Regions from separate parts of the Mus musculus genome. Here all the other regions are linked to region 7. Evidence: chromatin loops called from intact Hi-C (ENCODE). Cell type or tissue: left cerebral cortex. All regions are shown on one strand. Region 1 has its middle 39 kb from the start of Svep1. Region 2 overlaps Svep1 (sushi, von Willebrand factor type A, EGF and pentraxin domain containing 1). Region 3 overlaps Pakap (paralemmin A kinase anchor protein). Region 4 has its middle 12 kb from the start of D630039A03Rik. Region 5 has its middle 33 kb from the start of Musk. Region 6 overlaps Pakap (paralemmin A kinase anchor protein). Region 7 overlaps Pakap (paralemmin A kinase anchor protein).

Evidence for each region. A loop is a pair of places that touch in the nucleus more often than their neighbours do. Peaks named below come from ENCODE experiments on the same cell type or tissue, not always from the same donor. Only the 100,000 strongest peaks of a DNase experiment are listed, where the experiment ranks them.
Region 1: it touches region 7 in a loop (3.0-fold over the local background); 5 of 42 quality-filtered maps call a loop at or near these places.
Region 2: it touches region 7 in a loop (5-fold over the local background); 16 of 42 quality-filtered maps call a loop at or near these places.
Region 3: it touches region 7 in a loop (6-fold over the local background); 34 of 42 quality-filtered maps call a loop at or near these places.
Region 4: it touches region 7 in a loop (9-fold over the local background); 23 of 42 quality-filtered maps call a loop at or near these places.
Region 5: it touches region 7 in a loop (4-fold over the local background); 4 of 42 quality-filtered maps call a loop at or near these places.
Region 6: a loop joins it to region 7, with 4 times the contacts of the local background. A loop is called at or near these places in 6 of 42 quality-filtered maps.

What each region holds. Positions count from the first base shown.
Region 1 is chr4:58,243,385-58,247,384 of GRCm38, forward strand. No RefSeq gene overlaps it. Among named protein-coding and RNA genes, the nearest start is that of Svep1, 39 kb to the left of the region's middle. In left cerebral cortex, no CTCF peak of the experiment used is centred here; no DNase peak of the experiment used is centred here.
Region 2 is chr4:58,078,063-58,082,062 of GRCm38, forward strand. All of the region lies in intron 36 of Svep1 (sushi, von Willebrand factor type A, EGF and pentraxin domain containing 1), which reads right to left. Among named protein-coding and RNA genes, the nearest start is that of Gm35402, 45 kb to the left of the region's middle. In left cerebral cortex, a CTCF peak has its summit at 1,840 (motif pointing left); DNase peaks (open chromatin) are centred at 100 and 1,793.
Region 3 is chr4:57,878,314-57,882,313 of GRCm38, forward strand. The region is part of intron 8 of Pakap (paralemmin A kinase anchor protein); the gene reads left to right. Among named protein-coding and RNA genes, the nearest start is that of Gm26138, 2.8 kb to the left of the region's middle. In left cerebral cortex, a CTCF peak has its summit at 1,906 (motif pointing left); a DNase peak (open chromatin) is centred at 1,904.
Region 4 is chr4:57,902,481-57,906,480 of GRCm38, forward strand. No RefSeq gene overlaps it. Among named protein-coding and RNA genes, the nearest start is that of D630039A03Rik, 12 kb to the right of the region's middle. In left cerebral cortex, a CTCF peak has its summit at 1,929 (motif pointing left); DNase peaks (open chromatin) are centred at 1,911 and 2,271.
Region 5 is chr4:58,251,126-58,255,125 of GRCm38, forward strand. No RefSeq gene overlaps it. Among named protein-coding and RNA genes, the nearest start is that of Musk, 33 kb to the right of the region's middle. In left cerebral cortex, CTCF peaks have their summits at 1,446 (motif pointing left) and 2,469 (motif pointing left); DNase peaks (open chromatin) are centred at 2,465 and 3,428.
Region 6 is chr4:57,865,392-57,869,391 of GRCm38, forward strand. All of the region lies in intron 8 of Pakap (paralemmin A kinase anchor protein), which reads left to right. Among named protein-coding and RNA genes, the nearest start is that of Gm26138, 10 kb to the right of the region's middle. In left cerebral cortex, no CTCF peak of the experiment used is centred here; DNase peaks (open chromatin) are centred at 1,792 and 2,172; H3K27ac peaks cover 782 bases.
Region 7 is chr4:57,671,240-57,675,239 of GRCm38, forward strand. The region is part of intron 4 of Pakap (paralemmin A kinase anchor protein); the gene reads left to right. Among named protein-coding and RNA genes, the nearest start is that of Gm52699, 51 kb to the left of the region's middle. In left cerebral cortex, CTCF peaks have their summits at 40 (motif pointing right), 2,220 (motif pointing right) and 2,423; DNase peaks (open chromatin) are centred at 770, 2,230 and 3,462; H3K27ac peaks cover 427 bases.

The sequences.
Region 1 (4,000 bases), 570 kb after region 7:
CTGCCATGTTTTCTGATGACCCATTACCAAGCAGATTCAGTTGGAAGGAAAACTCAAATGCAGGAGCCTTGAAATAAGGATGGGACTTTCCCAGCTGTTGGGACAGTTGTGTGAAGGTGTGTCTCTGTATATTCAATGGTTAATTCTGTGTCGGCAGAGAACTAAATGCTGGCAGGATCTGGCACTGTTATTTCTATGGCTCATCACTGATCTCATACCTTGTAAATATTTGTTCCTTCCTCACCTGACTAAGGTAACCTAGAATTGTATCCAATTGGATTTAATAAAGATCTGACAGCTAACAGCAGGGCAGGAAGTTGAAGGTGGAACTTCTGGGGAGAGAAAGGGACTCTGGGAGAAGAATTGAGAGGGAGGGTAGGCCAGGATTAGTCTGGATTAAAGTAAGTAGTCAGGAGACTACCCAGATAAGGCCTAAGCTTTAAAATATTGAAAAGACTCTGTGTCATTATTTATGTCACTAGTGGGTACCCAGATACCATGAAAACCAGTTTGGAGCATCCTCAAAATTTAATAACAGATCAGATAACCCAGGAATACCAATTCTTAAAGGACCTGAAGTTCAACATGTCACAGACACAATTATGTACCACCAATGATCTAGAGGAACAGAGAAGACAAATAAGAGGGGGTGGGGGGGGGGAAGGGAGGGCAAGAGATGGAACATATGTCTAGTGTAAATTGAATACTTACATCAAATGTCTTCAGACGTCTCACTAGCATTTATAATAAGCATATACCAATGAAATGGTGGGGCACGACTTTTGTGGTTTTTTTTCCTTTTATTTGAATTTGAACTTCAAAGATATTAGATTAAATGGTCAGAACTATTGCTTTCTCTCCAGATCTTGGCTGAGCCATATTTGACATCATGGAAGCTGATGACAACCTCAATAAAGGTCCAGGGATCTGAGTTGGGTGGGTGCTTTCCTAACATCATGAGTCTCTTGGCTTGATCCCAAGAACCACAGAATAAGGGCACCTTGTACGCAGCTATAATCCCAGCAAATGGGGTATGGAGTCAGGAGGATCCGAAGTTCAAGATCATCCTGTGCTACACACTGAGTTTGGACACATTAGACATTGAAAACAAACAAGACAACAAACAAACAAACAAAATCCAAAAAAACCAGACTTGAAGTTTTGACACAAGAAGTTCATGAGCCAGGATAACTAACTACCTAAGGTTAGGTTTTACAGGTTTCTGGTCAAACAAGTCACCATAAACCTTCAACTAATTGAGCTGAAGAGGTTCTTTTGAGTCTTGCCAATCATCCATCTCTATCTCCTTCCTGGTGACCTTGAAGATGATGATTCTTGGCTTACAAAAATGTGGTCATGGGGACAGGAATAGAGGATTGCAGGCCTCAAGTGAAAGGTCATCTACTGTAGGGGCAATCAGGCTGCTGTATCCCACGGACAAGAGAAAGCTTCTGTTCGCCATTGGCCACATGGCTCAAGATTCCTCCAAGGGCTCACTGGACCTTGCAAGACCCAAGGAGGGCACCAGTATTTTGGCAAGGTACGAGGAACCCTCCACAGTCACTCCAGATCCCATGTCCTCTCCGAGGGCCAGAAATTCAAATGTAACCAGAGTGTAACTGGCAAGCCACCATTATAGAAACTAATCCAGAAACTTACTGTTATTGTAAAAATTGTGAATGCTGGGAGCATGGGGGGGAGGGGGCGGGGACACTAATGCTACTACACTCCTGAATAGTTACTCTGGGGCCTTTTCACAAGAGGTCTAGCTTTACCTCAGCTTACCACTTTCTATACTTTTTAGGATTGAACCTTATGGCTTACTAATTTTGTGACTTCTAGTCTATAAGCAGTATTTATTTCTTCACACATGGCCTATCATTTGTGAATATGCAAGTTTGCTTAGTGTTCTAGGTGATATCCTGCAGAGCAAGGGTCTCACAGTAGACCTTGTGAGTACTTAGACATGGATGAAACTTCCTCCCCAGAACTTGTAACAAGTTCTCAACATTCCTGGCTAGTGTCTGCTCCCCAGAATTCTCTTTCCTTTCTGTTTTAACTCAGAAATATTTATCACTCTGTAGAAGTTACTGTCTGCTTCTTATTTTTTTGTACAAAGCACTTGGATGGTCAATTTAGCTGAGAAGTCCCATTCGTTTAGGCAAGTCACAGTGAGTAGGGTTCACCAGTGAAGACACTGAGACAGGGTGTCTTTCAGTTGTCCCACAGACTCCACTGTGGCAGGAACAGTTTATTTCATAAAGCAATGAGGGCAGAGAAACAAACCAGACTTGTTATAAATTCACTTTCACTCCTCCAACAATTACTGAAAAATTCCTTTCAGAGTTTAGCAACAGCTGTTAGTCTTCAATATCTGCTGTTTTGGGTTGCTAGTCTATTCCAGCTTGTGTGTATGTGTGTGTGTGTGTGTGTGTGTGTGTGTGTGTGTGTGTGTGTGTGCATCTAATACTATGCATATAGTTCATCGACAGTCTCAGGCATCAGTTCTGGGGTACCCTTTGACCCAGAGTTTCACTCATCTGTATTTCACAGAGTCAGCCAGGCTCTAGTTGGCCTAAAAGTTTACAAGAATTTCCTGTCTCTGACTCCTATTTCGTCATTGCTGGAATTACAGGTGTGTGCCGTCCTGTTCACTATTTTCGTGTGAGTTCTAGTTGTCCAAACTGAAGTTCTCATGCTCATGAGGCAAGCATCTTATCAACTGAGTCATCTAACCCAGTACCACTGCTATTTGAATAGACTCTCTGGACAAGCTAGAACAGGGAGGGCTAGCCTGAGGCTGCCCTTGTGTTGACCTGTGTTAGTTTGCTTTTTGTTGCTGTGATAAAACCCTGACAGAAACAACTCAGAGAAGAAGGTTTATTTGGTTTTGAGCATTGTCTCAAAGTCCATTATTGAGGGAAGATGGGGCAGAAGCCTGAAGGCAGGCACTGCAGCAGAGACTATGGAATAGCTGCTTACTGGCTTGCGCTCCATATCTTGTTCAGCTTGTTTTCTTATACAACCCAGGACCATCTGCCTAGGGGTGGTACTGCCCACAGTGGGCTAGGCCCTCCCATATCAATAATTCGATAGAATGCCCCACAGATGTACCCACAGGCCAATCTGATAGAGGCAATTCCTTACTGAGGTTCTCTCTTCCCAGGTGACTTCAGTTTGTGACAAAACTAACCAGCCCGGGTCCCATCTGCTATTGTGGCTGGAACTGTCACCCGGATGGCATAGTTCTAACCTGACCATTTTCTTTATTTTCTTTCTCATCACTCCATGGCCTTCTGGGTTATAATTGCAACTTTATTTTATGTCCTCTGTTTGCATACTTTTCATTCAATTTTGATTTTATACTAAATATAAACCCACAATCCCCAGTGTCAGAGGCCAAGGCTGCTGGGACACCAATCATACTACTACAAAACAGCTTATGCCACTTTATTATCAGACCTACATGGGGCATCTGTGTCAACTCCTGCCCCCAAGGCTCAAGGGAAATCATAGAAAGGGGGTGGAAGAGATGTAAAAGCCAGAGGGTGGAGAGACATGATCTGAAAGTCTCCCTGGACAATGATGACATGGCCACAGTGTCCATGAACACATGACAGCTATGGTTACCCACACAAGCTCAGGTCAACCTCCACCAGGATCCAACAGGTAGCACTGGGCCATTGTCCAAAAATGAGGAGGATACAAAGGGGCAAAGGGGCCATGTTGGAGGTACCTACCAGGAGAGAGTTGGGTACAAGTGACCAAAGTGTGAAAAGATCAAAGACTAAATAGAAATGAAAGAAAAGAGATTGTCACTCTGAACCAAAAGACTTTAAAGCAAAAAGCATAGCTTTAGCGATGACTATCTCTAGTATCTAGACTTACTTGGCAAATGTTTGTGACACATGCCAATAAGAAGGGAATTATGTTTCTAATGTAGCTTCTTCCGCCTCTATCTGGCCTCACAGACTTTTGCTTTCTCTTCTCAGCACATAAA
Region 2 (4,000 bases), 410 kb after region 7:
ATTGAAGCCAGCAAAGCAAGCTTGCCAGTGAGTGCCCGGGTTGCCTTTGGACGAGACAAAGGAAGGAACCAGAGAGGAAAAGGAACACAGCCTCAGACTGAATTAGTAACAGAGTGTCTGGCAGGAATCCACATCCTGGAAGGAGGTTTGTTAACATGGCAAACTTGTAAAATCTCGTCCATCGCTGTGTTTGCAGAGATGCTGGGTAGAAAAATGAGGCAGCTGCTAACTACAGATCTGTACCTGATACAGGCTTCACGTTAGAATCCATACTACTCGAGTTGTATGCAAAACCTTTCAAACCAATAAATTAATGCAAAGGGGAGGGCCCTGGGGTAGCTGGTAGAAAAGAGTCCAGAGAGCCAGATCATGAGGGTTTGTTGTGGACACAGGAAGCCTTTTTTTTCTGTAAGGAGAGACTCTGAAATGGCAATACATACTTAGGTGTCTTAGGGTTACTATCACTGTGATGAAACACCACGACCAAAACCAAGTTGTGGAGGAAAGGGTTTATTGGGATTACATTTCTGTATCACTGTTCATCATCCAGAGGAAGTCAGGAAAGGAACTTAAGCAGGGCAGGGACCTGTGACCAGGAGCTGATGCAGAGGTGATGGAGGAGTGCTGCTTACTGGCTTGCTCCTCAGGGCTTGTCCAGTCTGCTTTCTTATAGAACCCAGGACCACCAGCCCAGGGGTGGCACCACCCACAATGAACTGGGACCTCCTTAATCAATCACCAAATAAGAAAACACCTTATAGGCTGTCTATAGCCTGATCTTGTGAAGGTATTTTCTCAATTGAGGCTCCCTCCTCTCTGCTGATTCAAACGTGTGTCAGGTTGACGTAGAACTAGCCAGGACAACAGGCATGTTTCCACCGTGAAAGGTTCAGCACAGACAAGGCACTTGCAAGAGTAGAGCTCTGATAAATGAGATACTGGAAGAAAACTGTTAGCCTGCTGGTTTTAATAAGCAGCTATGGTTGGAGCTTAGAGTGGGATGCTAGGGATCAGACACCAGAAAGAGCAGAGGGAAGGCTGATTAGAGGGCACTAGGTTAAAGGGACACAGGAGTAGAAGTTGAGACTGCAGGTAACAGCTGTGCACATGTCAATAAGCTACAGGAAATAATTTTGGAAGAAACTGCAAATATATGAGTAGGTAGGCACATTTAACCTAGTGGAAAAATGGCACTGTGTACACATGTATGGACATATTAGGTGATATCCCATTAATGAGTATAAGTTCTAGAAGTTCATGTGTCAGTTTTAAAAGTATCATTAAAAAAAAAAATTAAAACAGTTACATCGTTTACTCCCCCTCTCTTTCCTCCTTCTGGTCATTCCAACGTCTCCCTGCCTTGTTTTCTCTCAGATTGGTGGCCCCCTGTTACATGTTTATGCACAAATATGCAAACACAACCTGCTGAGCCCATTATGTGTTGATTGCATGTAAGATTTCAGGGAGGATCACTTGGTGTTGGATGACCAATGAGGGGGCTCACCCCTTGGTAAGACTAATTCTCCCTCATTCAGAATTCTTTAGCTGCTTGCAGTTCTTTGTCTGGGGGTGGACCCTGTGAGAATTCTAGCTTTCTGCTTTAGCGCGAGTAATGGTATTGTTTTTGTTCGGCCACATTGTTGAAGTATTATGGGTGCAGTTTCCTGTCATCTCTAGGAGACTTACTATCACAACCAGCTCCCTAATCTGCTTGCTGGCTCTTACAATCTTCCCACGCTCGCTTCATTTGTGCGTTTTAAACAATTAGATTTGGAATTCCAGGTAACTGTTTATGATTGGACGCTTCACCTCTTCTTGACTGAAGGTGTTGTCGCCACCTGCTGGCAGTCACATGTAAGTTACACCTCTTATCTGGGCCAGCAAGGTCACTTTTCATTTTGGTAACTTATTACTATCTTGCAAAGCTAAAAATACGAATATTCTACGACCCAAGCTACAGCTTGCAATGTCTAGGCCAGGGATATCCTATTTTATATGTTCCAGGAAACAGACAGGAATACTCGGTGTAACTCTGCTTTTATAAGAAAATAAAGTGGGAGCACATTAGTGTAGTACTGTAGAGAAATGAGTAATTTAGAGATTTGGGATTTGTGCTGAAATGACTATTCACATGTTCAACCACCATAGACAATTCCCTCCTGTACTGTGGATAGCCAGCAGGGGCCCATCACTTCTTATGATAATCACATTACACTAAAGTTATTGCTGTTGTTTTAATTCAGGATTTCAGAAAGTTCTCATGTCAGTGTTTGAGGTTCCAGGACATGTCACCACCTCTGTGGTGCCTGTGTGTGTGTGTGTGTGTGTGTGTGTGTGCACTCATGTGCACATACGTGCATATGCATGTGTATCCAGTGAAGAGATCACCATCAGGGGTCTTTCTCAATTGCTTTGCAGTTTGTTTTTTGAGACAATTCTCTACTACACCTGGAACTTGTTCTTTTGGTTAGACTGGCTGCCCAAGGAGCCACCAAGATCTTCCTGTCTCTGTCTCCTTCAGCACTGGGGTTAAGATAAGTGCCACACTGCTGGGCTTTCTACCTGGGTGCTGGAGATCTGAACTTAGTCCTCATGAGGAACCCTACTTGCAGAGTCATCTCCCCAGCCCAGAGATGAGTCCTTCTTATACAGGCATATTTTATACCAGCGAAAAAGTAGTCCAGCTGACTAGCACGTATCTGAGAGAGATTATTCACACACACACACACACACACACACACACACACACACACACCCCACATCACATAATTAAAAATAAAATAACTATTTTAAAAGAGAGAAGTGATTTAAATGACACTTCTTAAATGAGGCAATGTGTACAAATATACACTAACAGGTAAATTAAAAGTATATTTGCCTATGAAAACATGTATGTAGTAACCACAAAACGGGCATTTGTTAACATGAGAATTGCAGACAGGCATTGAGGCTGGCTTCCAGGAGAATCTCTCATATCGTATTCCTTTCATAAAACTACTTAATCATAGCAAAGACTTAACTTAAGCTTCTATCTCTGCAACGGGAGCACAGGTGATCTTAAACAGGGCATTGTGCTATTTTTTACTTCTGTATAGTTCAAAGGCACTGTTAAAAATGTGGTCAGAAGGCAAGGGAACAGGACAGAAACTCTGTTTCCTGTGAGGCTGTTCCCACAGCGCCCGGAGGAGAGGACGGTTTCCTCAAAGGGCTTTCTGTTCTATCATCAAGAGTTTGAACTGTAGAAAAAGAAGACTGTCTTTTAATAGTTGATTTTTGTCTTTCATAAAAAAAAAATTACAAGTGGGTAGTGATTTGCCATTTGTGGCTGAAATGACTATTCACTTGTTCAACCGCCGCAGACAATTCCCTCCTGTATTATGGGTGGACAGCAGGGGCCCATCACTTCATATGATAATCGTATTACAATGCTGAAGTTATTGTTGCTGTTGTTTTAACTCATCAGAAAGTTCTTATGTCAGTGTTTGAGGCTCGAGGTCTCCTCAAGAACATGTCACCACGTGGTCCTGGTGACAGAGTCTGGGCTGGTGACATGAAACACATCCTCTCTGACAGCCCAGCTCCTGCGTGCCCTCACTCCAGCACCAGTTAACAGCTTCACTGTTGGCTTCATCGACGCCCCCTGCCCTTTGCTAAGTTATTCATTGTAGTCTTTGTTCTCTCACAAATATCAGCCTCTAGGGAACTAACTTGACCTGGGACAGTGGTTCTCAACCTGTGGGTCTCGACTCCTATTCGGGGGGGTGGGGGGTGGGTGTCCAACAACCCTTTCACAGGGGTCACCTAAGACAACTAGAAAACAGAGATTTATGTTATGATTCATAACAGTAACAAAATTGCAGTTATGAAGTAGCAACATAAATAATTTTATGGTTGGAGTCACCACAATCTCAGGAACTGTATTAAAGGGTTGCAGCATGAGGACAGTTGAGAACCACTACTACAGGACATTCCAGTCACAGAGAGGACACGCTGCTTCTCC
Region 3 (4,000 bases), 210 kb after region 7:
AATCCATTATCATAATGGCAGGAAGCATGCCTGCCTGCAGATAGATGCTAGAGCAGTAGCTAAGAGCTACATCCTGATTCACAGGCAGAGAGAGAGAGACAGAGAGAGACAGAGAGAGACAGAGAGAGACAGAGAGACAGAGAGAGACAAAGACAGAGAGACATAGACAGAGAGACAGTGAGAGAGAGAGAGAGAGAGAGAGAGAGTCAGAGAAACTGAGAGACTGAGAGAGACATTCTGGGCTTGGCATGGGCCTTTGAAACCTCAAAGCCCACCCCCAGTGATACACTTCCTCCAACAAGGACATACCTCTTAATCTTTCTAATTCCTTCAAATAGTACCACTCCTTGGTGAGTAAGGATCCAAATATGTGAGCTTATGTGAGCAATTCTTGTTCAAACTACCACACATACACATATTTATTGTGTGTGGGTGTATAGGTGGGTGTGAGTGTGCACATGCCTTGATGCACATGTAGAGGTCAGAGAGCAATTTGCAGGAGTCAGTTATCCCCTTACACTATATAGGTCCCAGACATTGAACTGAGGCCATTGGGTTTGGCAGCAAATACTTTTATGCTCTGAGCCACCTTGCTGGCCCTCACACACCTTTCTAAAAAACCTATTGTTTGACAAGTTTGTTTATGTAATGCTATTGATTTGTTTGTAGCACTGAAGATTATTTCATATAGCCAGGGTAATAGAGATCACCCTAGCCGTGTGGGGCTGCCTGCCCTCAATTACCCCCAAAATGTGAGGCTCAAATTTACTCCATTATTTTAGACAGGACTATGTTTATGAAATAAGTTGAAGATGTTTCCTTTTGTCTACTGGGAAATGCAGGCTGATTTTTGTCCTGTTGGTTTCTTTGTGACAGTTGCATAATGTTACACGGTACCTGTTCCATACTTTATATGTGTCAACCCCAGTCTTCAGCCTAAACCAACAGAAGCCCACCCTGAGCTCTGCCTGGCATGGTCTGCTCTTGCTTCCCAGGGATGCAGGCGTTCTGTGAGATGGCCCTCTCTCCAGTCCAGGGCGCGTCTGGATAGCAGGATGCTAATCACTGAATAGGGAGGCCATTTTCAGGTACTTGATCATTCACCCAGTGAAGAGACAAATTCAAGAAGAGCAAAGTTTGATGGGCCAACCTGGGATGAAAGCTAAGGATACGGGAGCCATGAGATGCACACAACACCCAGGATACTCCACAGTTTGCAGATTCTTCTAATACACGTCCCCTAGGTCATAGAACTTGTAGGGCCCTCGTGAGGACATAGATTGATGTGACTCACTATTCAGACATATGCATTTCATTCTTTTTGTTTTTGTTTTTGTTTTTTTGAGACAGGGTTTCTCTGTGTAGCCTTGGCTGTCCTGGAACTCACTTTGTAGACCAGGCTGGCCCCGAACTCAGAGATCCACCTGCCTCTGCCTCCCAAGTGCTGGGATTAAAGGTGTGCGCCACCACGCCCAGCCACATTTCATTCTTATAATGACCCCATGAACTGCTGTGTTGGGGAAATACCACACGTTTCCCATAATCCTATGAGAAGTCTTTGACTCTGAACTCAGGACCCTGAGGAAGGAGTCAGGTGTGGAACAGTTCCCATTCTTCAGCTTTCCAGTGACTTGTGTGATTCCTAAGATGGGGCATGGAGTTCTAAGACATGACTTGTACCATACTGTAGGGAGGATGCTTGGTGGTCTTAAGGCCCAGGATAGAGAGCTGACCAAGTTAGCAAGTTTGTAGAACAGAACCAGTTTCTCCTTTGTCTCTGAGGCCTGCGACCTTCCTTCCTTGGGGTTGAATATCCAAAGTCTCTTCTGCCACCAATCACCTCTTTGGAGGCTCCTCCTCCAGCCCAGCTAAGACAGCCTTGCTTTCTGCGACCTCTACTGGCCGTCGCTGGCATTACTTTCTGTTCTAGGTTTTCCATAGGTTTTCTTCTGTTAGGCAGGCATTGTCTTTTTCTAATGGCCTACTTGCTTCTCTATGGGAACTTTCTCATTCCATCATATTGGAATTGGCCAAAATTCCGAACTAACTCTGACTATTGTTCTCAGATGTGATGCTGGCTGGAATCAGCATTGGGCTTTCATGATCCGAGCCATAATTATCCACTCTGTCTAGCCATCATGCATGTAAGAATTAAATGTCATGAGGGTCGTGAAGGACTTGCCGTAAGAACAACCTTAGGATCATTCCAGAGCATTGAGTCCTGCAGTCTGAATCCCAGAGTTTGTTTGTGTATGTTTGTGTTTTTTCACTTGCGTTTGACTACAGAATCACTCTGTAATCCAGGCTGGTATGGAATTTATTGTGTAGCACAGGCTGCTTTGAACTCATGATGATGCTCCTGCCTCTGACTTCCAAGTGTTGGGAGGGGACCTCTTTCCTGGGATTCTCTGGTGGTGGGGGAGTGTTGATCCCAGTGTTTTCTAAAGTGGTTGTATGCATTCTATAATAAACATATTGGCTTATTAAGTACATACTGACTCTTACCTTGTCCCTTATTCTGCTGGGATCCAGGAGTCAGGACAGATAGAAACCCCACTGTGACAGGTTCCTCACTGAAATGAGTGAAAAGGATTTATAGACGATTGGAATGATCTGTGTCTTCCTGTGATTTTTTACAGTTTACAGATGACAGTCACTTCAGTATCCAGAGATGATAAACAGTATAGTAAGAAAACGGCTTTCACAGACCTTAAAATAAAGTCTTATTTGGCAAAGACATCAGTGTGAAAACCAGAAGCTAAGTGTAGACAGTTTACTCTGCTTCCTAGACATTTACTGTTGGAAGAAGGGTTGATGGGAGATGGTCTGGACATTTGAGAGGGTGGCCAGCAACAGTCACCAACCTGACAGTGTGTGAAACAACGTTTCTGGCTTTCCAGACTTGCACAGATCGTATGTAGAATGCCCAAGGGATTACACAGTCTCACCCCACGGTTGTATTATTTCTTCAGATTCCGGTCAAATAGCAGCTACAGTCATTGGATGCTTTCTGTTCTGGATATTAACCTTTACCAGTGTTAACTTAGTCTTTATAGCAACTATGTAATATTAAGAGTAAGGAACTGGCCCAGAGCTATTTGACTGATGGCTGGTAAGTAGTGGGTTCAAACTCCAGCATACTGGCTCTAGACTCGAGATCTAGAGCATGCATGCTTACCACTCTCATGTACTGTTTCTCAAAGTTTCATTTAAAAGACCATTGTGAGTCTGGGGTTGTGGCCCAGTTGGTAGAGGCTTGCCTGGCATACATGAGGCCCAGAGTTTGGTCCCCAGTACAACCTAAAGTTAGATATAGTGGCATATGCCTATATTTCCAGCATTCAAGGAGAGTATAAGCTCAAGATTATCTTTAGCTACATACTGAGTTCAAGGCCAGCATAGGCTACAGAAGACTATTTCAAACTTCCCACCTCCTCTTCAACTCTGCTCTCTCTGTGTAGATCTGGCTGTCCTGGAACTCACAGAAATCTGTCTACCTCTGTCGCTGACTCCCAAGTGCTAGGATTAAAGATGTATAAGAAAACTGTTCACTATTGCTCCATCTCAGAGATGCAATTGAGTCTCTGTAGCACTAAAATCCACCCACGCATGCCTTGATGATCTAGAAGTGAAGGCTGGGGATTTACCACCTGTGAGAAGTGGGTCTCTAGGAGCTAAGGGCTCTGTTGGTAGAGCGCTTGCTTGGATTCAGTCACCAGCAAGGCATAAAGCAGGCATCGTGGCTGAGCTTGTAACCCTAGCGCCTGGGAGGAAGAAGCAGAAGTGAGTTTTGAAGTCAGTCTGGGCTATGTGAGTTCAAGGCCATCCTTCACATCGTGAGATACTGTCTTAAGAAACATGAATCTCCAAGGTGCCAACTCCTCTTGACAGCCTACTGTTGTGATCTGTGAATGAACACGTGTCCCTGTATATTTGGAACCAGTGTCTATCTGCCTGGCATATGTTCGAAGGATGCTGAGTATGCCTAGAGGCCCCACAC
Region 4 (4,000 bases), 230 kb after region 7:
GCGCTGAGGCAGGAGGATGAAGAAGTCTGAGGTCAGTGTGTGCTACATAGCAAGAGCCCGTTTCAAAACACGGCGGCGATAACAAACACTGGTAGTGGCAGTGAAAACGTCTTCCAACACACCGCATTCTCAGTGTGCTTCTAGAAGGCTTTTACGACAGACAAGGTGGCCTCAATGAGGAAATTCAGGGATTTTTCTAGTTCTCTTACTGCACCACAAAAAGAAAGCCCACTGAAATGGGTCCCTAAAGCAAAGCAGGGGCTCCCATCAAGACCTACGGGTTGGTGGGAGGAGCTTAAGCCTCTTTGGCTTTTGTCAAGAGTCTCCTGTGGACCACTTCCTGTTCTGTTCTGCCTACAGAGCCGACATGACGAAATATGATAGAGGTTGTTCCCCAAAAAGGAGCCTCCTCACCCTTGGAAACCCAGGTCAATGAAAGTGAGACCCGAAGGTCCATGGAGGCCCTGACAAGATGTCACCAACCTTGGGTTTCACCTCCAGCACAGAATAAATCAGATGTGTACATACCTGTAATCCCAGCACCCAGGAGGTAGAGACACAAAGATCAGAAGTTCCGCGTTATCCTTAGCTTCATTGCAAGTTCAAGGTCAGCCTGGGTTTCATGAGACCTTGTCCCAAAAAATAAGACCAACACAAAATACCGCCGTGCTCAAGTGAAGCCAATCCAGGCAGGCAGCATATAACAAGAATCAACTCAAGCCTGGCAGAGAGAGCATGACTATAATATCAGAGCTCCAGACGCAGAGGCAGGGCAATCAGTAGTTCAAGGCTCGCCTGGGCTACATAGTGAGGTTTTTTGTTTTTTGTTTTTTTTGTTTTTTGTTTTTTGTTTTCGAGACAGGGTTTCTCTGTGTAGCCCCGGCTGTCCTGGAACTCACTCTGTGAGTTTTTTTGTTTGTTTGTTTTCAACAACAAGAAAAGAGATTAGAAATGTCCTCTAATGTATAGGTTGGGTAGCAGAAGCCACAGCTTTTTCCCACAACCAGTATTTTCTTCCTCTTGTTTCTCAGCTGGGACCGAGGGTCCTGGTAAGCTATTGGCCTTGATTATGAACCTCAGTTTAGGGAATTCAGGGGGAGGATTTAAATGTAGCCAGGTGAGGGAGTCACCAGGATACAGATAAAGGAGAGATGAAAGGATGAATGGTACCTGGTAGATGAATCATCTTTGTGGATGGAAGCTCTCACTGAGCAGAGGCACAGCCAGAGTAATGTCATGGGCGTTTATCTCTGCCCACGGCTCTCTCCATCTCTCACCCTAATGCTGGGTAGGGTGAGGTACACCACTGAAAGGGAGTTTCCCTCTTTTCCTCAAAAATAGTCCCTATATTCACCACCGCAAATAAAAGTCTCAAAACAAAACAAAACAAAACAAAACAAAACAAAAACAAACAACCCTACATTCTAAAAATTGCCAATTTTGGCTACATTACCAAGAATAGTAGCTCTCGGTGTGGTGTCCTCTCCCCACCCCACCCCCCTGCCGCCTAAATTTCAGCATGGCTGTGCTGATTGATGGCAGAGGCCTGCGATCTGTTAACAAGCCTTCCAGGTGGGCCCAGGGCATGCAAAACGCTAGCGCTTACTTGGGGTTTCATCTGAAGTACAGACATGTGCCAAATCAGCCAGTTTGAAAGGAGTTTTACATTCAAGTCTTAAGAGTTGGGTGCCAGATGGAGTGGCTCATGTCTTTAATTTCAGCACTCGACAGGCAGAGATGGGGAAATTTTTGTGTGTTTTAGACCAGCCTGGTCTATATAGTGAGCTCCAGGACAATCAGTGCTAGGTAAGGAGACCCTGTCTCAAAACCAAACCAAACCAAAAGAGAATACACAACCGTGCTATCAGAGTTCGAAGTTGGGCACTCTGACTGAGACAGTGTGGGGAGCCTGCCCCCTAGTGGAGAAGGATAGGTTGGCTCCGCTGCACAGGTTGGTTTAGATATTTATTCTTAGTTTAGGGGAAACTCATTTCTACCACTGTTCCAGAAGTTTTATCACCTCCAATTACAGTTGAGAAACTCGGTTCAGTAAGGGTCACCGAGGTTCCAGCAGCAGAGAGATTAGAACCCCAACTCCCTGCTCTGAGCCCCAGGAAGGGTACTGCCTGTGGCATAAGGAAGTCGTGGAATTGGCAGGCAAGGATCCCCTGAGTGAAGGTTGTCCATCTCATACACATAACTGTGAGAGTCGGTGGTTTTCTACCTCGGGAAAGCCTTTGGCTAATTGTGGAGAACATAGTTCTGACCAGCACAGATGTCAGCGTTTTCTTTTAGGCTCCGCCCACAGTTACCTAGCAACATCCAGGTATGTCTGACTCACTATAAAAGGGACTGCTTGCTCCCTCCTCACTCTCTTGCTCTCTTACCCTCCCTCTCTGTTCATTCTTTCACCGTTACCCTCCCTCATCTCTCTCCACGCACTCCTGGTCGGCCTCTCCTCCTCTGCTCCTACCGCCCCCCCCTCCCCTCGTCTGTCTGTACTCCCTTCCCAACTTCCTTTCCCATGCCCTAAATAAACCCTATTCTATACTATACATATCTCTACCAAACATCCTTGGCTCCCTTTTCCTTCTTCTTTCTTTCTTTCTTTCTTTCTTTCTTTCTTTCTTTCTTTCTTTCTTTCTCTCTTTCTTTCTTCCTTTCTTTAATAAAACAGCAACAGGAAACAAACAAATAACAATAACAACACACACACACACCCCTGCCAAAAACAAAAAGCAAAAAACAAAACCCACTCAGGGTAAAGGTGGTGGGGTGTGCATGTGCGTGTGTGAGTGCACGTGCGCGATAGCCCAGGCAGTGATCTGAGTCCTTCTCCCGGAGCAGGTTTGCTAGACTCAGGAAGGTAAGTGTGTGAGTGATGTGGTTCTGGTCTAATGTTCTTAGCTGAAGCAGCCATGTAAGAAAGAAGGGGATTGACACAAAGATCAGCCCGCCCCCTCCCTCTTCCTAGGAACTCAATTCTCAGCTCCCTTCCAACTCGGGGATGCAGCCTATAGCAAAGCTAAACTTGTGCAGGCTTTGGTGGCATGCTGGAACCCAGATGGTGAAGGGCAGACCACACTTGGACTTAAAGTGTGACCACTTAGCTATGCATGCCTCTTGTCTCTAGATGTAAACCTCATATTCCTACCCTGAAGGTGGCCGTGAGGAGCCATTGTTCCTCCTGCCAGTGTGGCCAGGTAGGATGAATCTTCGCCCACTTTTTGTAGTCACTGGTTTGTTTTCCTGATTGGCTGATCTGGCCACGTTTCCATTTCTTCACACACACCCCACCCCCCAACCATAAGGGGATGACTATACTTACACACACGGAGGGAAACTGTGTGACTGACTTGGACAATGAAATGTGAGCAAAAGTGATTTATGAACCAGCACAGGACTAAGAATCCACTGCCTTCTGCTACACTGACTGGGGGGGAGCCCATAGTCATTCAATGCTAGCATATAGCTGGGGACAACACTGTCCATGGAGGAGAGTCCGGTGCACAGCAGAGTGAAAATTAGCCTCTGTGTTGAGATCTACGGTTGCTTGTTACCACAGCAAACCCTGATGCACGGCCTTCCAGTCCGTTCGAACCCTCATTACTGTGTTTGGATCACGCGGTCTTTTCAGCTCCGAAATACATCACCATCTATTGTCCTTATGTCCAGCGAAATTTTACTGCTGCCCTAGCAGGAAATACATAAGGAATAATAAGTCGGGAAGAGTCTTTGAATTAAGGGCTGGGAGAGAATTGGCCAAGTGGGAGGGGCTAAAGCTTTGTGGCCCACATTTCCTCACTCTTCTGACAGGTCCACGGGTGCAGAGCACGCACAGTCTTTTACTGAGTGCTGGTTCCATGTACCAAGCTGTGGGCTTGGACAATAAGATGAATCAGATATGAAGGAGCTCATAAACCATGGAGGGGACACCCAAAACACAGGAGGAGGAGGAGGCAGAAGAGGAGGAGGAGGAGGAGGAGGAGTCGGAGGAGGA
Region 5 (4,000 bases), 580 kb after region 7:
GACCAAATGATTTTTAACAGATATCTATAGAACATTTCATCCTAAAATGAAAGGATATACCTTCTTCTCAGCACCTCATGGTACCTTCTCCAAAACTGACCATATAAGCAGTTACAAAACAGGCCTCAACAGATAAAAGAAGATTTAAATAATCCCATGCAACCTATCAGATCATCATGGACTAAGGCTGGTCTTCAATAACAACAAAAACAACAGAAATCCCACATATACATGGAAGCTGAACAATGCCCTACTCGATAACGTGGTCAAGGAAAGAAATTAAAGAATTCTTTAGAATTTAGTGAAAATGAAGGCCCAGCATACTCAAACTAATGGGACACAATGAAAGCACTTCTAAGAGAAAAACTCATAGCTCTGAGTGCCTCCAAAAAAAAAACTGGGGAGAGCATACACTAGTAGCTTAACAGTACACCTGAAAGCTCTAGAAAAAAATAAAAACAAACAAACAAACAAACAAACAAACAAACAAAACAAATTCACCCAAGAGGAGTAGACAGCAGGAAATAGTCAAACTCAGGGCTGAAATCAACCAAGTAGAAACAAAAAGAACTACACAAAGAATCAACAAAACCAGAAGCTGGTTCTTTGAGAAAATCAATCTTTCTTTCTTTCTTTCTTTCTTTCTTTCTTTCTTTCTTTCTTTCTTTCTTTCTTTCTTTCTTTCTTTCTTTCTTTCCTTCTTCTCTTCTTCCTTCCTTCCTTCCTTCCTTCCTTCCTTCCTTCCTCCCTCCCTCCCTCCCTCCCTCCTTCCCTTCCTTCCTTCCTTCCTTCCTTCCTTCCTTCCTTCCTTCCTCTCACTCTCTCTCTCTTTCTTTCTTTCTTTCTCTTTCTTTCTTTCTTTCTTTCTTTCTTTCTTTCTTTCTTTCTTTCTTTCTTTCTCTCTTTCTTTCTTTCTTTCTTTCTTTTGTTCTCTCTCTCTCTTGTTCTTTCTTTCTTTTTTTTAATCAAATATAGTTTAACAGGAGTCAAACTGAAAAAGGAAACTTCAGTTGAGAAAATGTCTCCATCAGATTGTCTAGTCGGCAAAAGATCATTGCATTGAGTATTTTCTTGACTGATGATTTACTATTGTAAGTGCCATCTCTGAACAGCTGGAATAGGAAATCAGTCTGCACAAGACAGTAATTCTATTCCTTCATGACCTCTTCAGTGCTTGCCTTCAAGTTCATGTTTGATTTCCTGCCCTAAATATCATTCATAATCTACTGTAAGATATAAGATGGAATAAACTCTTTTGTCTCCAAAAATAAAAACAATAAATAAATAAATAAATAAATAAGAAGATCTACTTAAGCCAAAACACAAACAAACAAACAAACAAAACAACCACTGGCTTTTCTTCTGGAGCCTTCAGGTTCAATTCTCAGCACTGATCAGGTGGTTTACAAACAACTATAACTCCAGTTCCAGGGGAATTGATGCCCTCTTCTGGCCTCTGAGGACACTGCATGCGCATAGTCCGGGCAAGACACACACATAAAAATAAGGTACATTTTTTAAAAAAATTAAAACATTTTTAATAAAGTCAATGTTTTCCCTTTGAAATGGAAAGTCGTCTTAGAAAAACACCAGATATTTCCAGTTTTTCTCAGCACAGTGAAAGATGAAGTGGCTTGCTTTTTGAGTGCATATTAATCATGTAAAACTCAACGTCATTGTGTTTAATTTGCAAGTATCCATAAGTGATATCCAGACAGTCGTGCTGACGACATTGTGGGCGAATGAATAGCAACAGTCCAGTAGTCTCCCAGGGAAGTCCAGATGGGAATGTTAGCTAGTGAAGAACACACCCAAACCCACTTTTTGAAATGTATTTGAAACCTGCCAAAACTAAATTCTGAACCAGCTTCTGGACTGAATCAAGACTTTTTCATTTCACCATCATTTTGTAGGTGTGATCGGCCTGTCTCCTACAATATTTTCCATTCTGACCCATCTTTTTTACACAGTGGCCACGGCTGGCTTTGTAATGTTAAAATGGTGTTTCGTGGTAAAGTCCAAGTATCTTCCCATGGTTCCTGGTGTTCCTTTCTGTGGCCCGGTCCTGCTAAGCTGACATTCTGGGTTTTCCATCCTTTCTGTTCTGCCCAACGTTTGTTCTTTTCTCAGTGGTTTATACCCATCTCCTCCTTACCCTGTCTTTTTAGCCCTGAATGTCTTTTTAAGAAAATCTCCAGGACACAAAGGCTGGTCGGGGAGTCCCTTTGACCAGTGAACACTTCCATCTCTACCTTCTTAGAGACTCCCAACAGAAATGGCTATTTACTTCTCTGTCTCTCTTACTCTCTTACCCTTGGATATGTGCCTCGATGTCCTGGAATCCAGAAGACACCAGGTAATATGTTGTCATAACTTAGAGAACTTGTCGAATGAGTAAGTACAAGATCCAAGTGTGAGCTTATGTGTTCAATCTACCAGTTAGGTGAGCAGTGGTTTATTAAAATCTTGTCTCTGCTGCCCTCCACTGGTCAATTAGCTAGGAGCTGAAAGACTTTAAAAGAAAGGGGGGGGGGGGAATGGAAACGTAAACAAAATGAAAAGCAAATTCTTGTTTGTGGGAGAATGGATGCTGTGGTTTGTACCATTGTTGTTTTCCTCGGGTAGAGTTTTGTGCTTTTCCTCGCAGATATGATATCTCTAATTCAATCTCCTTCCATCTTAGAAGGCTTCTTAAATAATAGAAGATGCCAAAAGACACAAACTGCTCATCCACCGGTTTTTAGAGACTGTGTGTGTGTGTGTGTGTGTGTGTGTGTGTGTGTGAGAGAGAGAGAGAGAGAGACAGAGACAGAGACAGAGACAGAGACAGAGACAGAGACAGAGAGACAGAGACAGAGACAGAGAAACAGAGAGAGAGAAACAGAGAGAGAGAAACAGAGAGAGAGATGGAGAGAGACAGAAACAGAGACACACAGAGAGAAACAGAGAGAGACGGAGAAAGACAGAAACAGAGACACAGAGAGAGAAACAGAGAGAGAGACAGAGAGACACAGAGAGAGCAGTGAAGCCCTTGATAAATGGTGTGTGTGTGTGCCTGTTTGTGCATGCATCTGTGCTTTCTTTGGAAACAGCTCTTGATCGTTGGCATACAAAGTGAATGATGGTGTTGGTTTTCTCATGTTCCCTTTAGGTTTAAGAAGTTACATAAATAATACATCGTATCATTCACTCATAATCTTATGAATTGTATGACTACTAAGGTTAGTTCAGTATTCATTGTCTTCACATCTAAACGCTCAGTGTTGTGCCATAGGAAGATGTTTACCTAACAGGAAGCATCATTAAGTATCTTCCGCAAGCTGGAGTCAGCACTGTATGCCACTCTGGCCTGGGTCTAGGAGAATCACATGCTGAGTTCCTTTGGTCCTTCATCTGGGTAGGAGAAACGTTCCAGACATTGGCTTTATTTAGTCCCAGCTTTTCTGTAATTCAGATCGCATCCGAGGACTGTAGGTAGTGATGTTGAACTGAGTCCTTGCAGCTGGGCTATTAAGTCTGCTCTTGTTTCTCAAGCCCTTCTGGAATGCTGTTTTGTTTTGGGAGGGAACTTTCTCAGTTCCTCCCTAGGCTGCCATCACATCCCACCCTTACAGAGTCTTACAGCTTCATTTCTTTTCTTACTCAGTATGTCCCATTTGTCCTTTACAAACATCAGCAATTTATCTTTCTCATTCTCAATAGGTATACTGGGATTTGATGTACTTTTTTTTTTAAAGCATTTGTGAATACATACACTATACAATATTTATAAAACATAGACACATCTAAGCATTGTTTTTCTCTAAAAATACATTGCCTCCTTCTTATTTCATTATACTTTTTTGAAAAAATATAAAATGTCTCTCTTTTTTTTATTACGTATTTTCTTCAATTACATTTCCAATGCTATCCCAAAAGTCCCCCCCCCACTCCCCTACCCACCATTCCCATTTTTTGGCCCTGGCGTTCCCCTGTACTGGGGCATATAAAGTTTACCTGA
Region 6 (4,000 bases), 190 kb after region 7:
GGTCATGCAGGATTAGAAACCCTGACTACGACAGGGGGTAAGTTAGCTCTTCAGGCTGGTTGTCTTGTTGGTTTTCTCTGCCTTTTCATTTTCCAGGAGGAAGCTTAGCCATTCGTTTCAGAGTTGCATTCATTCCCTGAAATCTACAAATGAACTAGGCTAATCTGAATATGAGCAGGGATTAGTAATCACTCTGTTGACTGAGTGAAGTATCTTTGGTGTCATGAGATCACAGTCAGTGACACTTGATCATCATGGAGCATCACTTGCCTTCTATCTCTGTTCCTTTGAGCTGTCCTGTATTTCATTGATCTGAAGCCAGCAAATGCCTTTCTTTGTAAAGTACCCACCATTTCAATAGGAAAATAAGAAAAGCCTGCATGAATGCATTGTTCTTTTTGGACATCACTCTCAAAAGGTTTTGCAAGGGAAACCATCATGCGCAAACCTGCCATTCTCTCTCCTGAGGATTAGACTCCAGGTGATCCTCCGTGACAAGCCTGTGTGTGGTCATGACTTTCAGATAACATCATTTTAGAAAAAGCAAACCATCTCGCTTCAGTTCAATTCCCTCCCTTGGAAGCCAGGTCTACCATATTCAAATTGTGCTGGCTTTTATGTTGCCTCCTGGTTGTGCTCACACCTGTGGGAGGCACCATGTGAGGTCCTCATTACTAACATGCATAGCTATTCCATGCTCTGGGAATAACTTTCCCAGGAATCAGACTCAGCCACGTACAAGGAAAGTCTACAGTTTTAATCTTAACAAAGAGGAAGTGAATCAAAAGGCCTAATTCTTGCAGGATCCCTGTTGAGAAATGTGAGCTAATCAAAGCCAGCTTGGGAGTAGGATGTCCCAACTCGTGACTGCTGGAGCCTGGACAGGATGTGACTTTGACTCTTAAGCACTAGGCTGTGTACTTCCCAAGGAGATTGGCATTTGATCTTTGTGAATAAGCCTCTACTGAGGGCTTGGAAGGGGACTGGATGAGGGAGGGAGACCAGGGGAGGGAGCAGGGAATGAGCTAGTCAGACTATGAGAGCCTCAGAGAATCCCTCTGTAGTTTATATAATGCTCTTTGGCTTCTTGTAGCCTTGAAGATAAATATGGACTTGTATGCATCTCACAGCAAGTCTCTTTGACAGTACCAACCTCATTCTTATTTCCCATTATCCAACCATAAATTCATATATAAAAGAGTCAGTCAAGGAAGACAGGTGCTTAAGAGAGCCAGTAACTTCTCCGGAACCACATTCCAAGGTCAGCTCCTTGCTCGCTGTATAAATAGTTCATTTCACCTCTATAAACCTGTTTCCTCAGCAGTAAAAATGGGAATAAAACAGTAATAACAATATCGTTGGTCCTTTTGAGAGTCTCATATAGCCCAGGCTGGCTTCGAACTCCTGGTTCTCCTGTTTTCACCTCTCAAGTGCCAGAATTACAAAGGTGTTCATTCCATCACACTCACCTTGGAAATAATTATGTTAAATACAATTAGTCCATGTAGAGATAAAGGGGTCGTCTGCTCCCTTTAATCTTCACTCACTCGCCTGGTCCTCAAGGTCCTGCCCCTTTTCCATATTCCCAGTCATCATCACACACTCAAGAAGCTAAGAATGCTGACACAACTGCAGGATGGTGAGAAGGGCGGTAGACTTTCCCTTTGAGCTAGCCGAGGCTGTCTCCCACGAAGAGAGCAAAGACAAGGAAGGAGTCTGAATCTGCATTTTCTATCTGTGTGCCAGAAATAGTTAAAACTATTTCCAGTCCATGCTTGGTTACACTGTGGGATTCCCCTTGGGCAGGCTGTGATTACAGGGGGCAGAGAAAAGAATCTTCAATTCCTCCCACTCACAGAGTGCAGAGAAGGCTGTGTGTACTCGGACAGAGCCCTGTCATTCCTGACAACTCGAGTCTTCCTTCTGCGGGGTCATCCTTGGCTCCTAGTAACCCTCGGATGCAGGCTCCGGAGGTTTAGACAGTTTTCTACGGGCATGTAAACCAAAAGTTTGAATCTGGGTGATTATTATGCTCTGTGTCTGTGGAGTCATAACTCAAAGATTCTTTGTTTCTAACATTTCTCAGGAGAGAGAGAGAAAAAAAAAAGCTATCACCCACTTGAATTAAAAAAAAAAAAACCAAACCGAACTGAACAAAAACACCCACCAGATGACGTGCCTTGGCCCGCTCTTCTGTCAATAGCCTCTTTTCTTCACACAGCTTGGGGGTGAGACGGCCAGCATCTACTCTCGTCCCCAGAGAGCAGAGCCCAGAGCTGCAGTTTCCCACTTCCTTTCTTTGGCCTGAATGAGAGCAACCTGCTCAGCCCCACCCTCAAGGACTTGGGCTTGTGCAGTTCCTGCTGTGACCCCGCCCCCCCCACCGGAGCCCACCTTCCTCCTTTACCCCCCTCCCCGCCCCCCACGAGCCCGCCTTCCTCCTTTGCCTCTTCCTTTGAAGGTCCCAGGTGGGAGAATGAGATGCTGGGACCCTTTAGATCATAATACCTAGTCAGGAATGAGAAACACCCTTGAGAGTGGACTAAGTCCGAGGAACTGACAGATGTGGTTGCTTCAGTGTAAGTTGGAGCTGGGGTGATGAGGTGCTGATGCTGGGTCTACCTTGTGGGCCTTACTGGAAGGAGCTAAAAACCTAGGAAGGAGGAGCTCTGTTTTGCGATTATTAGAGAGTCAGTAGTTCAAGGCCAGCCTGGGCTACATAAGAATCTAAAAAAAATAAAAAATAAAAAACGATCTGGTTTATTTTATATTTTAAAATTATTTTGTGCTGAGGCAGATGCACCTGGGGAGGCTGAGGCAGGAGGAGCACCATGAATGGATGAAAGAAAAATGAGGACATGACTGCTCCGAGGTATGGTTGAGGAGAGGGGTTTTACTGTAGATCTGAGGGAGAGAACAGCCAGAGACAAGAGTCCAGACTGAATGTGGTCATCAGACCAAACTGGGCTTGTGGGGTGTGTGTGTGTGTGTGTGTGGGGGGGGGGGGGGTTAGTGAGAGGAATAGAAGAGAGGGCAAGCAGACCAAGAGAGATCCCGGAGCAGAACCAGTCAAGAGCCAAGTGGGCATGTCCAAAATGGCTGAGTTATATGGGGAAGGAAGAGGTTTAGGGTAGAAGTAGCCTGGGTTTCTTTGAGACCTAACAAAGGCAACATATTCAGAGGTTTTAGGGATCAGGGCTTGGCAATCCTTGTGGGGGGCGGGGGGAGGAGCATACTCTGTTGCTCATTTGACCCCACCCCCACCCCCACCCCCGTGACTTTCCTATTGGCCTTCATCCTGTGGTGGAGGTACTCGAGTCTAGGCTGTCTGAGGATGGATGGAGCTCAGGGATTGTACTTGCTTAAGCAAGCAACTGCTCTGCATACCCAGCTCTCTCTCTTTCTTTCTCTCTCTTTTTTTTCCTTTTGGTTAAATTCTCACTTGATTAGTCTAATTAGTTCAGGCTGGCCTTGAACTCGAGGTCTTCCTGCTTCACTATAATATAATATAATATAATATAATATAATATAATAGTTTACCACTACACCCAACTTACTTTTTTTTTCATTGATTTTAATTTCTATTGTTTTAACATATATAAAAAAATAAATGTAATAAGCCAAATACATGGACAAAAATACAAGAATCATATGATCATCTCAATGGAAGGAAAAAGAAAAGAAACGAAACGGAAAAGTCTTTGAAAAGATTTAAAATGCATTTTTAAAAAAGATATATTTTATGTATGTGAGTACACTGTTGCTCTCTTCAGACACACCAGAAGAAGAGCATCAGATCCCATTGCAGATGGTTGTGAGCTACCATGTGGTTGCTGGGAATTGAACTCAAGACCTCTGGAAGAACAAGAGCAGTAAGTGCTCTTAACCATTGAGCCATCTTTCCAGCCCCTCAACAAGCATTCTTAATAAAAGCCCTAGAACAAGTAGAACTGTGTAGGAAGCATATTCAAGCATAAAAAAGGTTATGAATGACAAACTC
Region 7 (4,000 bases):
CAAACACCTCAGTTTGTAGGGTGGCTTTGTCCACCACTAGATGGCCTCCCAAGTCTTTCCTGAATGGAGAAATTGAATCTGAAAAAAAAATTTTTTTTTTTTTTTAGTTTTAAAATTTATTTTATTTTTATCTTTGAATTTCTGAAAGTTGAACCCAGGACCTCTTACATGCTAGGCAAGCATTCTACCACTGAGATCCATCCCCAGCCCAGCTTGACTATTTTAAATGTAGATGTTAACATGGGTATACAGTTGCCATTCACCATTCTCAAAGCTAATATCAAGCTTTAGTGTTCCTGTAAGAGTTCAATTGACAGACACTTATGTTTTCTAGCTTAATATCAGAATCCTCACATGTTCCCGAATCTTCTAGGCCACAAGCTTACAACTAAGCTTGTAATTAATAATAATTAATAACAGGATTAAGAAGGTAAATGTGCATTTACTAGCCAGTATGTTTTGGGTTGTCCTGTAAAGCTGTGCAGGCTGCCTTTAGCAAATCACCTGTCAATATTTCTAAAGCACTAGAATTGACAAGAAGAACAAACCTTTAAACAGGGCTTTTACGATAGCAGACAGTATTCTTGGTGTTTTAAGCACAAATTCATTTATTCTCATAATTGTTAGTTTCATAGCTATAACTGCTACCATATCACAGATGGAGAAACTGAGGTGTGGGTATTTGGCCAGTGTTTCAGTCTGGAAAGGACAGAGAGCTATTTTTAAATGTCAGATTAGGGGCTGGAGCGATGACTTAGCAGCTATAAGCACTGGCTGCTCTTCCAAAAAACATGGCTTAGATTTCTAGAATTCACATGATGACTTACAGTGTACAACTTCAGTTCCAGGGAATCCTATATCCTCAGTTGGCCTCTGAGAGTACTGCTTGAATGTGGCACACAGACATACATGCAGGCAAAACACCTATACACATATAATTTTACAAGTAAATAAACCTCAAAAAAATTTTAACGTTAACTTAGTGGAACTCCTAACCCCGCTTATTTAATAGAACCCAGCTAATACACCTCTGCCTAAAACAAGCAGGCTGCACAGATTCCCCCCGTCCCGTCCCGTGTGTGTGTGTGTGTGTGTGTGTGTCTGTGTGTCTGTGTGTGTCTGTCTGTCTGTCTGTCTCAAGCGTGACCAGTGTGTTCAGTTTCAGCACACTATGCCCTATAGCTTTAGCATTCTTAATCCTCCAGATCCCAACTCTGAAATGCTCCAAAGCTGGAAACTGCTTCATGTGTTATAATACCACAGTTGGAGAATTCCACACCAAGAGCCTTTGTTTCATAGGCAAAATGATTTAAAATATTGAGTGTATAAAATTAGCGTCAGGCTATGTGAATGAAGCCTATGTAGAATGTAACTAAGATTTCCATCCCATCTCCAAGGACTCCCATTACCCATGCTCAAGTATCCCAAAATCTGAAACCTAGAAGTCAGGAGTAGTGGTGATGCCTACAATACCAGCACTAGGTCTGTGGACACAAGAGCATCGGAAGGTCAAGGCCCCCTCAGAACATTGTGAATGCAAGGCCACACCAGCCTACACGAGACTCTGCAAAACCAAAACTGAAATTCAAGCATTCCTGGAAAAGTTTTTTCAGTCTGAAATTTTTAAAAATAAATAAATAAAAGACTTTTCAGTCTATGTCTCGCTTTCCAGTTCTTGAATTTCAAATGGTCTATCAGGTTGTCTCTCTGTCAGAAGGTTTTGCTTAAAAGCTTAAATCTGTCGCTAAATCATTTTGTTTTGATTTTTCCAGTTCTGGAATGGAAGTGGGGCTCTCGCAAACAAAGGGGAAGTGTTTCTGCCACTGAGCTACATGTCTTGCACAGTACAGGAGAAATCTTAAACGGCATTGTTTTTCTTTGGCTCTGAACTCACGTGTTACAAAAACTCTAATTTGGCTTAAGGAGTGCCATTCTCTGGCTTTGATCCCTACACATGAATCATTTTGCATCTGGAAGTTTCCATTGGGGAGTTCCTGATGTAAGGGAAATCTTAATCTTACATGTGGACTGAAAGTTCCAGAAATCCAAACCTTTCTCAGAATAGCATTTTCGTCATAATAGCTGTTTCAAAACACCATAATAAATATGGTAAGATAGTGGTCAGCTCAGCTGACTTAAGAGACCGCCTAGGATGCAGACCAGCCATCCTCACTGAAACCCAGTCCATCCCTGAGCCTTTACATGATCCAGCCACTAGGGGGCACACATGAGCCTGAGCCAGGGCGAAGCTGCTTCTACCTCAAAACCCTAAGCCGCAGCAAAAAGCGCCATAGGACCTTCTCACTGGCATTTTAAAGATAGAATGTTTCTGTTGTATCTGTGAGGGGGTAGACTGACAAAGAAATGTCAGAGAGGCTCCAAAGAGGCCAGCAGTGCTGGGCTGAGATGTGTCTATAGCCCTCCCAGGGTTCATTGTCGGGTGCCTGGGATCACTGGAAGACAAGCCTGTGTTTGCAGACTGTTCCTCCAGGTGTTTCCTGCTCTGGCCGGATGAGGGCGTTGAGAAGCATCTTAGCGGGTGCTTATTGTCCCTGTAGTGAGAACTTGTGGAGTAGAGACAATTTCAGTCCTTGGGAGATTTTTAAGTTACAGGCTTGATGTTCCTTGACTCACACTTAACCTTAGATCTCCAGTGGAGGAAGGACTACCTGCTGTCGAATTTCCTCCCCTTTCTCAGGAAGAGGAGCCCTGTGGGTCTCGGGCAGCCCAGCTGCTGTAGGAACTAGTCTGACAGGGAGGTGGGCTGAGAAGGGAGAAAGCCAAGGTCTTGCTGAACACACACAAATTCTAGACACTGGGCAACCCCATTCATTTTTAGGCACAGTCTCACAGTTGAATGATGCTTAATCTCTTCTGCCCCCCCCCCACCCCCCCAGCCTGTGGGCCACTGTAGCGCACAGCATTTGGTTAGGAAGTCACCAATGCCATTATAACGACAGCAAATAAAACTATTTGTTTTCCACTATGGCTCATACCACATTTGGTTCCGCACAGTCTTTCTAGAACATAGTCGATCCAATCACTTCTTTTAATTTTTTTTTAAAGTTTACATGTATGTATATATGTGTCTGTGTGAGTGCTTGTGGACATGTGTGCGCAGGAGCCAACAGAGGCCAAGAAAGGGTGTGGGATTCTTTGAAGCTGGAGTTCCAAGTGTTTGTGAGCCTTCTAACTTGGGTGCTTGGATCTGAACTTGAATCCTCACTCTTAACTGCTGAGCTCTCTGCAGCTCCCACCGCCACGACTTGCCTTTCAGGATCAACCTCCTTCCCTTAACCCCACCCCCACCCCGTCACTTCCTGTTCCTGTTCTGAAAGCTGGATGTAGTTCACCCCTTCTGAGATTCTCATTCCCACTTGCGCCTTCACTCTTCATTGGCTGCCAGGACTCCTAAACACATCTGTGCCTCGGTGATTTTTCTCCTCCCGTAAGATCTTACTCTAGGCATCAAGATTGTGAAATTCTGTCCTGTCCTTGTTTGGGTAGCTAAAGCATGTCCTGCCTCGTTTCATGTCAACTTGACACAAGCTGACATTTTGGAAGAAGGACCCTCAATTAAGAAATGCCCTGATCAGGCTGGCCTGTGGGTTCTCTCCCATATGCATTTCTTGCTTGATGAATAATGTAGGAGGGGCCAGATCAATGTGGAATCATGGCTGGTGGTCCTGGGTGCTATAAGAAGGCAGGCTGAGTGAGCCATGCATGAGAAAGAAGCAAGCCAGTAAACAGTGGTCTTCCATGGCTTCTGCTTGAGTTCCTGAATCCAGCCTTACCCTGCTTGAGCTCCTGCCCTGACTTCCCTCAACAGTGTACTAGCAACTGGAAGTGTAAACTAAAGTAAACCCTTTCTTCCCCGAGCTGTTTTTTTTTTTTTTTTTTGTCCTGGAGTTTTATCACAGCAGCAGAAACCCTAACTGAGACATAGCGTCCAACATTCCATAACTGGGATTTTATAGCTCTGCTAAGTGCTATGTCACAA